Regions from separate parts of the Homo sapiens genome. Here region 2 is linked to region 1. The links are chromatin loops, found by intact Hi-C in ENCODE. Cell type or tissue: gastrocnemius medialis. All regions are shown on one strand. Links, peaks and the distances in the headings refer to the core of each region. The heading gives the core; the rest is flanking DNA. Region 1 overlaps GPX7 (glutathione peroxidase 7). Region 2 overlaps SHISAL2A (shisa like 2A).

Region 1 (4,572 bases), core at 1-2,500:
AACCCGAAGCGCTCGCAGTCGGCGCCCACTTCGCTACCGGCACCTTTGGGCAGCGGGGTCCAGACCTTCGCCGGGAGGCCGGGCACCACTGCCCAGCCTTTGCCATTCACGGGTGAAAAAAGTAACCGTAGCATCGTGCGGCCTTTCCCTCTCCCGTCCTCATTTTCTGCATCTGGAACGGGGAGTGGCTGATTCGGAGTCCAGTGAAGAACACTGTGGAGATCAATGTGCAGGGCAGAGAGAGAGTTATTTCAGATGCACGGAGACCTCACACGGATCATCCCTGGGAGAGGGCACAAAGGCCCAGAGAGGGCAGGCATTCGCACAAGGTCACACTACACTAGAAAGACGGGGCCTGGAAGAGAACCCCACCGCCACATCCGGGGTCCTCTCTAGGCCAAGTCCTTAGATGGCAGCTCAGGGGCACACATAAGAGTCATCCAGGCTAATTGCCCCCTCATTACCAAGAGGGAATCTAAGCTCAGAGAAGACTTCGGAGAGGAAGGGTATCTGGGTTGAGTCTTTGAATACGAGTGGATTTTAGCAAGACTAAGAAGCAAACAGCAAGAAGGGGGTGGGGGGGCGCGGGGCCAGGAGTTCCAGCTGTTGTGCTTCAAAGAGTCTAAAGCTGGAGGCTACGAGTGGTGGAAGATGAGGCTGAAACGACTGGCAAGGGAGCAGGCGGGACCTTGAACACTACATTGAGAGGCCTGCATGTCACATTATGTGCAGTGAAGAACTCCCAGAGTGGACCTCTTCAGGATGGACCTGGGGACTGGTGTGAAATGGCTGGGGAGTTGAAATCTAATGAACAGGTGGGCCAGCGTCCAGTTTTGGATGAACCACACAAAAATAGATGTCAACATTTTTCTCCTGGGAGCAACACCATCTTTAGTGAAGACCAGTACTCTATAAGCCTTGAAATTTTCGATTATGCTGGGAGTCTTGGGGACAGTAATCCCTGCTTGATTGTCCCCCAGAGTGTCGTGAGTTTCAAATCAGATGAAGGCGTGGATGCACTTAGTAAACTGTAGAGTGCTTTGCACCTGTGTTTGGTGGATCCCAGCAGGAACTTCATTTAGAACTCTGGGCAAAGAACCAAGAACAGGGCCCGCTCCAATTCAGGCCTCCTGTTCTCTCTAGGGCAGCTCACCAGAGAGCCCCAGGTTTAGCGTCTGACCAGCTCTGCTACTTATTAATTCGTTGTTCATTATTGAACACCTACTGTATACTAACTAGATACTAGGTCAGGCCCTGGGGATACAGTGGTGAACAAAACAGATACATTTCCACTAAATGGAGCTTACATGGGGTAAGGAGAAGAAAGACAATAAACAAGGAACTGAGAAATGCACGAGGTAATTCCTAGTAGTAGTAAGTGCTAAGACAAAAATAGAACAAGGTCACACAGCTAGTAAGACAGTAAGAATTTGAACCCAGACAGTCCAGCTCCAGAGTCTATGCTCTTAGTTGCCAAGTTCAGCAGTAAACCAGGGAACAGGGAGTCCAGAAAAGCTGTAATTGGTGCTGAGTTAACCCAGGCTAGGCTTGCTGCTTGGGCAATATGCTCATTCCTTCACCTGCAAACATTTACTGGCTCCTACTACATGTCTGACACTGGGTCCAGCTCTGATGACATAGTCATGAGCAAGATTGACATGGTTGATGCCCTCAGGCTAATTGGGACCATAGTCATTTAGACCAGTATGGATGAATGGGTGACCACTTGGGAATGTGTGGGGTTATGTGTAGTGTGTGCCTTTGTGAATGGTTTACTTCTTCTGTGTACAAATCTGAGTCTGTGTCTGTGCTTGTATATGTACATATGTAAATTAACTGTGTGTACTTGGGTGTGTCTGTCTGTGTTTTGGTTTCTAAGGACCAAGCTTTTTGGTTTCAGGGATGGAACTAGAAGCCAGATTTTCCCCCTTCCAAAAGAGCGGGCAGACATGCAAGTTGTGAGTTAAAAATAAGCAAGCTTTGGCCGGACGCAGTGGCTCACGCCTGTAATCCCAGCACTTCAGGAGGCTGAGGCGGGTGGATCACAAGGTGAGGAGTTCGAGGCTAGCCTGGCCAACATGGTGAAACTCCGTCTGTACTTAAAAAATACAAAAATTAGCTGGGCATGGTGGCGTGTGCCTGTAATCCCAGCTACTCAGGAGGCTGAGGCAGGAGAATTGCTTGAACCCGGGAGGTGGAGGTTGCAGTGAGCCAAGATCGCGCCACTGCACTCCAGCCTTGGTAACAGAGCAAGACTCTGTCTTTAAAAAAAAAAAAAAAAAAAAAAAAGCTTTAATGTTCTCATTGCCCAGGGATCCAGCAGGGGGAAAAAAAGGAAGAACCCTAACTGAGGAAGGGAGTTAACAGTCCCAGTTTCTCACCATTCCAGGCACAGTATGGTGTATGCTGACCTCAAATTGAGGAGGTTGTTCTAATAGCCAGTGGCCCCAGGCATGGGTCCTTTCTCACCTGGTGGAGGTAGGGTACAGGAGGTACAGCTCAGTGGTTCAATCATCTAGCCCAGTAGTTCTCAACTAGGAGTGATTATTCCCTTTAGGGCACAATTGGCAATGTCTGGAGACATTGTTGATTGTCAAGACTGGGCATCTAGTGGGTAGAGGCCAGGGATGCTGCCAAACATCTGATAATAAATAAACAGGACATCCCCCCGACAACAAAGAATTATCTGACCCAAATGTCAATTATGGAGGATAGGGCTAGGCTGCCTAGGCACCGGCTAGGGTTTTAAATCCATTAATAATATATACCTAGAAGCTAAAAACATAGCATTTGAGCCAAAATTCTAATCAAAGTCTTATAATCAAGTTCCATTAGCCAGCTTTGTATTTATTGCCTAAAGGCTTTAATAAATTTAAGGATTAGTCTAATGATAAAAGAAAGTGGTAGGCTGGGCATGGTGGTTCATGACTGTAATCCTAGCACTTTGAGAGGCTTAGCTGGTAGGATTGCCTGAGGCTAAGAGTTTTTGAGTCCAGCCTGGACAACATGGCGAGAACTGTCTCTACCAAAAGTAAAAATTAAAAAATTAGCCAGGTGTGATGGCACGTGCCTGTAGTCCTAGCTATTTGAGAGGCTGAGGTGGGAGGATCACTTCAGCTCAGAAGTTTGAGACTGCAAACGGTTGGGGGGATGTCCTGTTATGATTATGCCATTGCTCCAGCAGCAACAACAACAAAAGTGGTGTTAGTTCTCTGGAGAGGAGGGGGACAAAAAGGTGATTGCCCTGGAGTTATGAGGGTTCTTTTCTCAAGAAAACCTGTGTCTATGTTCCCATGCAGGCGTTTGTGTTTGTGTGCACACTTACTCATTCATCTGAAACTTACTGAGACTTTTTCATATGCCAGGCCCAGAGATGAAGTGGACATAGCTCCTGCCCTCAGTAGGTTCACATTCTAGAAGGGAGACTGACACAGTGCAGAGTGGCGAGTGCTAGCTGACTGAGCCAAAAATTGAGCCCAGGTCTCCCTTTGTACCCCCTCTTATCAGTTCTCAGTATGTGCTCACCAGTATGTGTGCCCCAGTCTGTGGATGTGCTGTGTGTGTGGGCATGTGTGGTGTTTGCTAACATGTTTGTATCGTGGTGCATGTGCATACCTATTTATGTATGTTGTATACTTATGTTCACAGATGTTCATGTATGTGTGCACACATCTGTAAGCTCCTGAATGTTTGATTTCATATGTGCCTGTCTGTGTGCATGTGTTTGTGTATGTGTGAGAGCACTGGACACACATTTACATATGTGTACACAGTGTTCTTGTATGTGTGAGGCAGTATTAACTGTTGAGGGAGTCACATATGTGGATGTGTCAGGGCATGTACAGGTTCATGCCTCTTCACTGGCTTGTCTGGGCTTTGTTTTGTTTTGTTTCTGTCATACAGGTGTCCCTGGTGGTGAATGTGGCCAGCGAGTGCGGCTTCACAGACCAGCACTACCGAGCCCTGCAGCAGCTGCAGCGAGACCTGGGCCCCCACCACTTTAACGTGCTCGCCTTCCCCTGCAACCAGTTTGGCCAACAGGAGCCTGACAGCAACAAGGAGATTGAGAGCTTTGCCCGCCGCACCTACAGTGTCTCATTCCCCATGTTTAGCAAGATTGCAGTCACCGGTACTGGTGCCCATCCTGCCTTCAAGTACCTGGCCCGTAAGTCCTGGTCTCTTCATCCCCTCACACCTCCCTTAGCTGGCTGAGGCCATGGCTCCCTGGGCAGCAGAAGCCACTGGCTGGTTGGGTGACCTGGGGCCCCTTCCCCTTCCTGATCATCTCAGGTGGACTGATGCTTTGTTCCAGCACTAATCTTTGAGGAGAGTGGAGGCAGGTAGAAGCTGAGGGGTATTCCTGCCTAAGAATATCTCCATACCTGCTGCCTCTCACTTGTCCCTCAGAAGTCACTCTTTTGGACTTTTCTGGGATCCTGTTTTCACATTCAGGGGCTCCTAGAAGGAGACATTTAAGTCAGTGTGAACTAGATGAGTTTATGGACATATGATGGAGAAACCAAGGCATAGACAGGGGAGGCCACCTGCTTGGAGAAAGCTGACCAAGATAGT
Region 2 (6,819 bases), core at 2,281-4,780, 55 kb after region 1:
GAAAAAGGATATATAGGTGGCAAATAGGCACATGAAAATATGTTCAACTTCATTAGTCATTAAGGAAATGCAGATTAAAGCCACAATGAGATGCCATCTCAAGGAGCACAGGTAATGGAAAGAGATTGAAAGCTTTCAGAAAGAATAGTACATAGACTCACTTGATCTTAGAAAGATCTTAGATCTCTCTGGCTACAGCATGGAGGACGTGATGGAGGGGCCCCCACTGGAGGCCGTTCCAGGGGTCTGGGCAGAAGAAGATGAAAGCCTGATCTAAGGTGGTAGCCTTGAGGATGGAGAGAAATGGGTGGATACCACAGATGACTATTAGGTGGAACCAGCAGGACCTGGCTTTGTGAAAGGGCCGAGGTAGAAGGTGTGAGAGATGACTCGAATTTTTGGCTTAAACACTTGATACATTTTTTTATCTAGAAAGACAGAAATGTTCAATTGTGTCAAATGCTCCTGATTAAAAAAAGAAAAAGGAAAAAAGAATCAGAGTCCTATAACTGGTAAAGTAAAATTTAAAATAAATAAATAATGTTAAATGTTCCTGATAAGGGAGATAAGGATTTAGAAGTGACTATGGGTTTAGTGACAAATAGTTTGAAGGTATAGTGGGGGCAGAACAAAGTAAGTTGCAGCTGAACAAGTCATGAATGGAAGGTAGAGAATAATAAGGCCAAGTGGACTTCCTTTCAAGCTTTGATTTAAGAGGAAGAGAGAAGATAAGTCACTCAGCAAAGAGAAGCATGGAATCTATTCTCAAAGCGAGAACAATCTATGTTTTAAAAATGTCCACCACTCTTCTCCATACTAGCTGTATGGTAATCCTGTGTTCTCATCTATAAAATGGATTTCTAATAGTACCTACCTCATAGGGTTATGGTGAAGGTCAAGTCTTCATAGCTCTTAACAATTGTTTCTTATCTGTTTCCTCCACCAAACTACAAGTTCATGAGCAACACTGACAGCTCTCAGTGCATAATGTGGTGTATTGTTAATAAATACATGTTAAACAAATGATGCTTCTAAGGCTCTGACCACAGTGCACTGCCCAAGGTAAGCACCAGAGAAGTCAGCTGGGGAGTGTGATCCTGTTGGGGAAGAAGAGAGCCACACACCCTCAGTTTGCTGTTTTCCAGGCCCTGAGGAGGTTTCTCCTGACTGCCAAGGTGTGAACACAGGCATGGCGGCAGAAGTGCCAAAAGTGAGCCCTCTCCAGCAGAGTTACTCCTGCTTGAACCCGCAGCTGGAGAGCAATGAGGGGCAGGCTGTGAACTCCAAACGCCTCCTCCATCATTGCTTCATGGCCACAGTGACCACCAGTGACATTCCAGGCAGCCCTGAGGAAGCCTCTGTACCCAACCCTGACCTATGTGGACCAGTCCCATAAACATTCAATAAATGTCTCCATACCATCCCCTTCTGGAGTCTCTTCAGTGAAAGGTGGGAGTGGGAAAGGACTTTAGAGCCTAGCATGATAAATGAGGGCTTCTCCCAGCAAAGATACCCAGCCCTGCTGTGGACCCTGCCATACTGTTCTGCTTGGCCTATTGTGGGCCAAAGAACTTTGACATGACTCCTAGGAAAAATGGTCAGTAACAACTCCATGCAATCGGGTGGAAGCCTGGGGCCTGTGAAGGCACAGAGGAGCCCCTCACCCAACTGGGAAGTCAGAGAACTCTGACATGGTTTTCCTGCCCCACAGTAGGTGTATTTAGGAGCCCCTGAGAAGATGATTAGCCCTCAGAGGGGGATGATCTCTGCCTCTTCAGCAGCTCTGCCTCACCCTGGAGTGCGCCATCCTGGAGTAAGCCCCTTGCAGAGGGACGGATAGAGAGGGAGTATGTTGTGCACAGGGCTCAGGCGTCATTCTATTTCTTAGGTAGATGAAGGAGTGAGTGCTAAGTGAGAGAATGAATAGGGGCAGGGCGCGGCAGTTCACGCCTGTAGTCCTAGAGCTTTGGGAGGACAAGGTGGATGGATCACTTGAGCCCACTTATTCAAGACCAGCTTGGGCAACACAGTGAGACCCAGACTCTACAAAAAATTTAAAAATTAGCCACATGTGGTGGCTTATACCTGTAGTTGCAGCTACTTGGGAGGCTGAAGCAGGAGAATCAGTTGAGCCCTGGAGGTCGAGGCTGCAGTGAGCTATGATCACACCACTGCACTCCAGCCTGGGCAAGACCTCATCACAAAAAAAGAAGAAGAATGAATGAATGAATGAATGGTTATCAGACTGAATACAGGCTCCAGAGGGTGGACTCTGCCACTGTGTGGCCTTGATAAAGTCCCTTGTCTTCCTGAGCCTCAGTCCCCTTGCTGGGTTATTGCAAGTGTTCAATGAGGTGATGGATTTGAACTCACTTCGTAAACATTAAATTACTAGAAGACTTTTTTTTTTTTTGAGACGGAGTTTTGCTCTGTCACTTAGGCTAGAGTGCAATGGCATGATCTCAGCTCAGTGCAACCTCCGCCTTCCGGGTTCAAGTGATCCTCCCACCTCAGCCTCCCAAGTAATTGGGACTACAGGTGTGTGCCACCATGCCTGGCTAATTTTTGTATTTTTAGTGGAGACGGGGTTTCACCATGTTGGCCAGGCTGGTCTTGAACTCCTGACCTCAAGTGATCCGCCTGCCTTGGCCTCCCAAAGTGCTGGGATTACAGATGTGAGCCACCACACCTGGCCTGTTAAAAGACTTTTTAAATGACCAATGGATGATAACATAGTATTCCTGCTAAAAGACTTTTTAAATTACAAATGGACAATAACAGTAAACTATGTAATACTGAACAACTCTGGAGCCAAATGCCTGGTTAAAATCCTGCCCCTGTCACTTACTTGCTAGGTAACCTCTGTGCCTCAGTCCTCTCATCTATATAAGCTGGAATCTTAGTAGTATCTTCTAATAGGGCTTGGGGAAGGACTAAATTACTAAGTCCATGCAAGTACATAGAAAAGTGTTGGCAAATGGAAAGCACTATGTGTTAGCTATTATTATTATTTTTAACATGTCTTATTATTAATCTGATCGCAAAGGAATCTTAGGGCAAGATGCTGACTGTCAGCCCTCCCTCCTGGCTGCTCTCCTAACTTTGGCGATGGCTTTTAGGCTTCGCCTTCGGAATGCAAGACAAGGACTGTGGAGACGCAGCTCAGCAGCCACCAAAAGCAGCTCTTGACATTTCAGACAGTGACATGACCTGCTGCTGGATTTGGCAACAGTGAAAGAGTCACTCTTAGATACCTGTGCCTGAGGCCAGCCAAAGGGTACATGATGGGGTGGCAAGACAGGGTGAGTCACCCACAGAAGTGTTCTAGGCTGGAAGTCAAGAGATTTTGGTTCTGGTCTTGCTTCATTTGTTGTTGTTGGTGGTGGTGGTGGTGGTGGTGTGTGTGTGTGTGTGTGTGCTCTTTTATTTCAGCATTTTTTTTTTGAGACAGTCTCATTCTGTCACCAGGCTGGAGTGCAGTGGAGATCATAGCTCACTGCAACCTCAAACTCCTGACACAAGCAATCCTTCTGCCTCAGCCTCCCAAGCAACTGTGACTACAGGTGCGTGCCACTGTGTCCAGCTAATTTTTAAATTTTTTTTTTATCGAGACGGGTGGTTGCTATGTTGCCTAGGCTAGCCTTGAACGTGTTGGGATTACAGGTGTGAGCCACTGCACCCAGCCTATTTTCAGCACTTAAAACCCAGCACCCTTGTCCATTTACTGCACACTTAGTGGTATCCATTCTATTCTAGGACCTGTGCAGGTTGCCACAAACAAGAGGAATCAGACAGTTCTCACCCTCAAGGGGCTCACATGGAGGACAAGGCAGGCACACAAATGGCCAGGAGGCCCAGTGGTGGCCCTTCATGGGGCTTTAGGGAGGAAGAAATGATGTCTGAGCTGAATCATCAAAGATGACTCAAAGTTTCCAGGTGAGACAGGAACAGAAAACATTATGGTCAGAATACAGCTTGTTCACAATAGTGAGAGCGAGCCAGTGTGGCCCAGGACCTGCAAGTTATTTGTTATAGAAAGAGCTTAGGGTACTTGTATATATGTGGTGGGGCTGGGTGATATTGGGATGTTTAGTCCCTGACGCTCTGTGCGACCCTTCACAGGACGAATTCCTTCTCTGTCCTTGGTATCCTCATCAGAAAAATCCAACTTTTCTCTGAACACTTTCAAGGGAGACTGGGAGGTTTCAGGAAAGAATCTGATAATGCCCTTGCCTTTAGGCTGCTAGCAGTCAGAAGGGGGAGATGCTGTGTGCATTCCAAACGCTAAAGTGGTCATCCGCGGCCTAAGGCAGTGGTTCTCAAACTCGAGGCTGCATCAGAATCAGCTGTGTGGAGGGCTTGTTAAAACACAGAATGCTGGCCTCCTACCCCAGTGTCTGACTCAGTAGGTCAGGAGTAAGTCCCCAGAATTTGCATTTCTAACAAATTCCAGGTGATGCTGATGATGCTGGTCTGAGACCACCCTTTGAGCACAACAGCCTCTGCAAGAACAAAAACAAGCTTTGAGGACTCCGAGCCAGAGAGATGTGGGGGAGACCGCACACTGAGCAAGGCCCTGAAGACCTGGTAGAATTTCCCCAACAGTTGGAGAAAGGGAATGTACATGCTGCTTTTGCTGACCTACACATCCTAGGCCTCATAAAGCCCCTCCCTGCCCCCCAACAGCTCCTCTCCTTTGAATTCAATCAAGGCTCAGAGCCGGCTGTCACTGGGGTTGGCTAGTCTGGGTCCTGCATTAGAAACAAACTGCCCACCCTGTGTGATAGGAGCCCCTCCCCCAGGGCAGCCGCAGTGGGAGGATGCTGGGTGGGCTGATACGCAGACAGAAATAGTCTGAGCTCACCGCTGTTCCCAAGCACACATCGACCGGCAATTATTTCTTGTAAATTGCTTTCCCGGTTATGTTCAGAACATGTGTGTGTGCCTGCCTGAGAACAAACACTCAGAGGGCACAGGGCGGAGGAGCTAGCTGGAGAGTGGGCTTCGGATGGAGGGGAGTGAATCTTCAGCCCAGAATTAGAGAATGTTGAATCTTGGAACTTGGAAACGTTAGAACATTCCACTCCCCTTTACAGCTATCCTGCTAGGTGTTTTTTTCTCAGACGTTCACATTTGTTTGTCCATTCAACATTGATTGACAATGATTTTCTGCCAGAATCTTGGCTAAATGAGGTCCCGATCCCTATCTTCAAGAAGCTCATTGCTACAGGCATTTACAAAAGATCCCTAATCTAGCCAAAGACTTTGGGAAGGCCTCCTGGAGTAAGCAATAACTGGATTAAGTTTAAAGGACCCACTGACAGGTGAAAGGAGGTTTCTGGTACAAGATGAGGAACAGCATTTAAGGCAGAAGGAACAGCATACATGAAGACCTATGGCTAAGAGAGACCATATGGTTCTTTCAGGTAACAATAAGTAGTTCAGTTTGGGTAGACACAAGGTGGGAATGGTGAAAGATGAAGCTGGAAGGGTAGACGAGCCAAGTCCTGAAGCCTTTGCCATATTAAGGGGCTTGGTCTTTATCCCGAGGGCAAAAGGGAGCCACAGGAAAGGGTTTCAAGCATGGAAAGGAACTCGACAACACCTTTTGTGAGCACTTGCTTCCTGTTCTCTGTAACATTGAAGTGAAATTTGCCATTCAGGATCTCTGCCTTTGGGGCCCTTTGGTTGCAGATCCTTCAGAAGTCTAAAGGACAGTGATGTCTCATGTATCCACAAGAAATGACTTGGGCCCTAGACATCTGTCCTCCGGTCAGGGGGAGGCCATTCTACTGCCTGACTGACTCATGACACTGCTCCTCCTGATCTGTGCCTGTTGGCTCAGGGGCCAGGGCACAAGACAGCCAAAGCCAGGCTGCAGGCCACAGCCCAGGAGAGCTCCATGCCTTGCTCGGTCCCAGAACCCTGGGTCCCACCTGGGAAGTCTCGTGTGTGGAACACTCACAGGGGTGTGAAGGGCTCCTTGCATACCTTCTCCATCCCTCACAGGATCAAGGCCACCCAGAGCAGATGACCCACTCTGAGAGAGTTGACTGAAGACACACTGTGGGCCCACCACTGTGACAAGCCCTTAGAATAGAATACGGCCGGGCATGGTGGCTCACAGCTATAATCCCAGCACTTTGGGAGGCCAAGGAGGGCGGATAACCTGAGGTCAGGAGTTCCAGACCAGCCTGGTCAACATGGTGAAACCCCGTCTCTACTAAAAATACAAAAAATTAGCCAGGCATGGTGGCAGGTGCCTGTAATCCCAGCTACTCGGGAGGCTGAGGCAGGAGAATCGCTTGAACCCAGGAGGAGGAGGTTGCGGTGATCTGAGATTGCGCCACTGCACTCCAGCCTGGGTGACAGAGCAAGACTCCGTCTCAAAAAAAAAAAAATAATAATAATCCTGCAACCCCGCCCTTCAGGCCTTACTTACTAGAGATGAAGAGTAGGTTTGACCCGTGAAACCCCTAGAGAACAGTCAGAGAGAGATCCCAAACAAATGCCAAGATGTGGGGTAAGGACCATTAGAGTTGCAAAGATTCTAAGGCAGGAGAAAAGAAACAGTCTGGAAGCCTTCATGGAGGAAGCAGGGGTTGAACTTAATCTTGATGGACCATGGCAATACTTGAAGGGTCTCATCCAGGTAGAGGAAGCATTCTATCCTGTCAACTTTCTATTTTATTTTATTTTATTTATTTATTTATTTATTGAGACAGAGTCTTGCTCTGTCACCCAGGCTGGAGTGCGATGTCTCAATCTCAGCTCACTGCAACCTCCACCTCCCGGGTTCAAGTGATTCTCCTGCCTCAG

The links. A loop is a pair of places that touch in the nucleus more often than their neighbours do. Peaks named below come from ENCODE experiments on the same cell type or tissue, not always from the same donor. Only the 100,000 strongest peaks of a DNase experiment are listed, where the experiment ranks them.
Region 2: a loop joins it to region 1, with 7 times the contacts of the local background. A loop is called at or near these places in 6 of 110 quality-filtered maps.

The regions. Positions count from the first base shown.
Region 1 is chr1:52,602,781-52,607,352 of GRCh38, forward strand. GPX7 (glutathione peroxidase 7) reads left to right here. Exons shown (of 3, transcript NM_015696.5): 2 at 3,904-4,165. Among named protein-coding and RNA genes, the nearest start is that of GPX7, 2.7 kb to the left of the region's middle. In gastrocnemius medialis, for the core only: no CTCF peak of the experiment used is centred there; DNase peaks (open chromatin) are centred at 1,101 and 1,551; H3K4me3 peaks cover 743 bases; H3K27ac peaks cover 2,500 bases.
Region 2 is chr1:52,655,645-52,662,463 of GRCh38, forward strand. It overlaps SHISAL2A (shisa like 2A), which reads left to right. Exons shown (of 3, transcript NM_001042693.3): 3 at 1,146-1,421. The coding sequence ends at 1,396. Among named protein-coding and RNA genes, the nearest start is that of SHISAL2A, 26 kb to the left of the region's middle. In gastrocnemius medialis, for the core only: no CTCF peak of the experiment used is centred there; a DNase peak (open chromatin) is centred at 3,267; H3K27ac peaks cover 2,500 bases.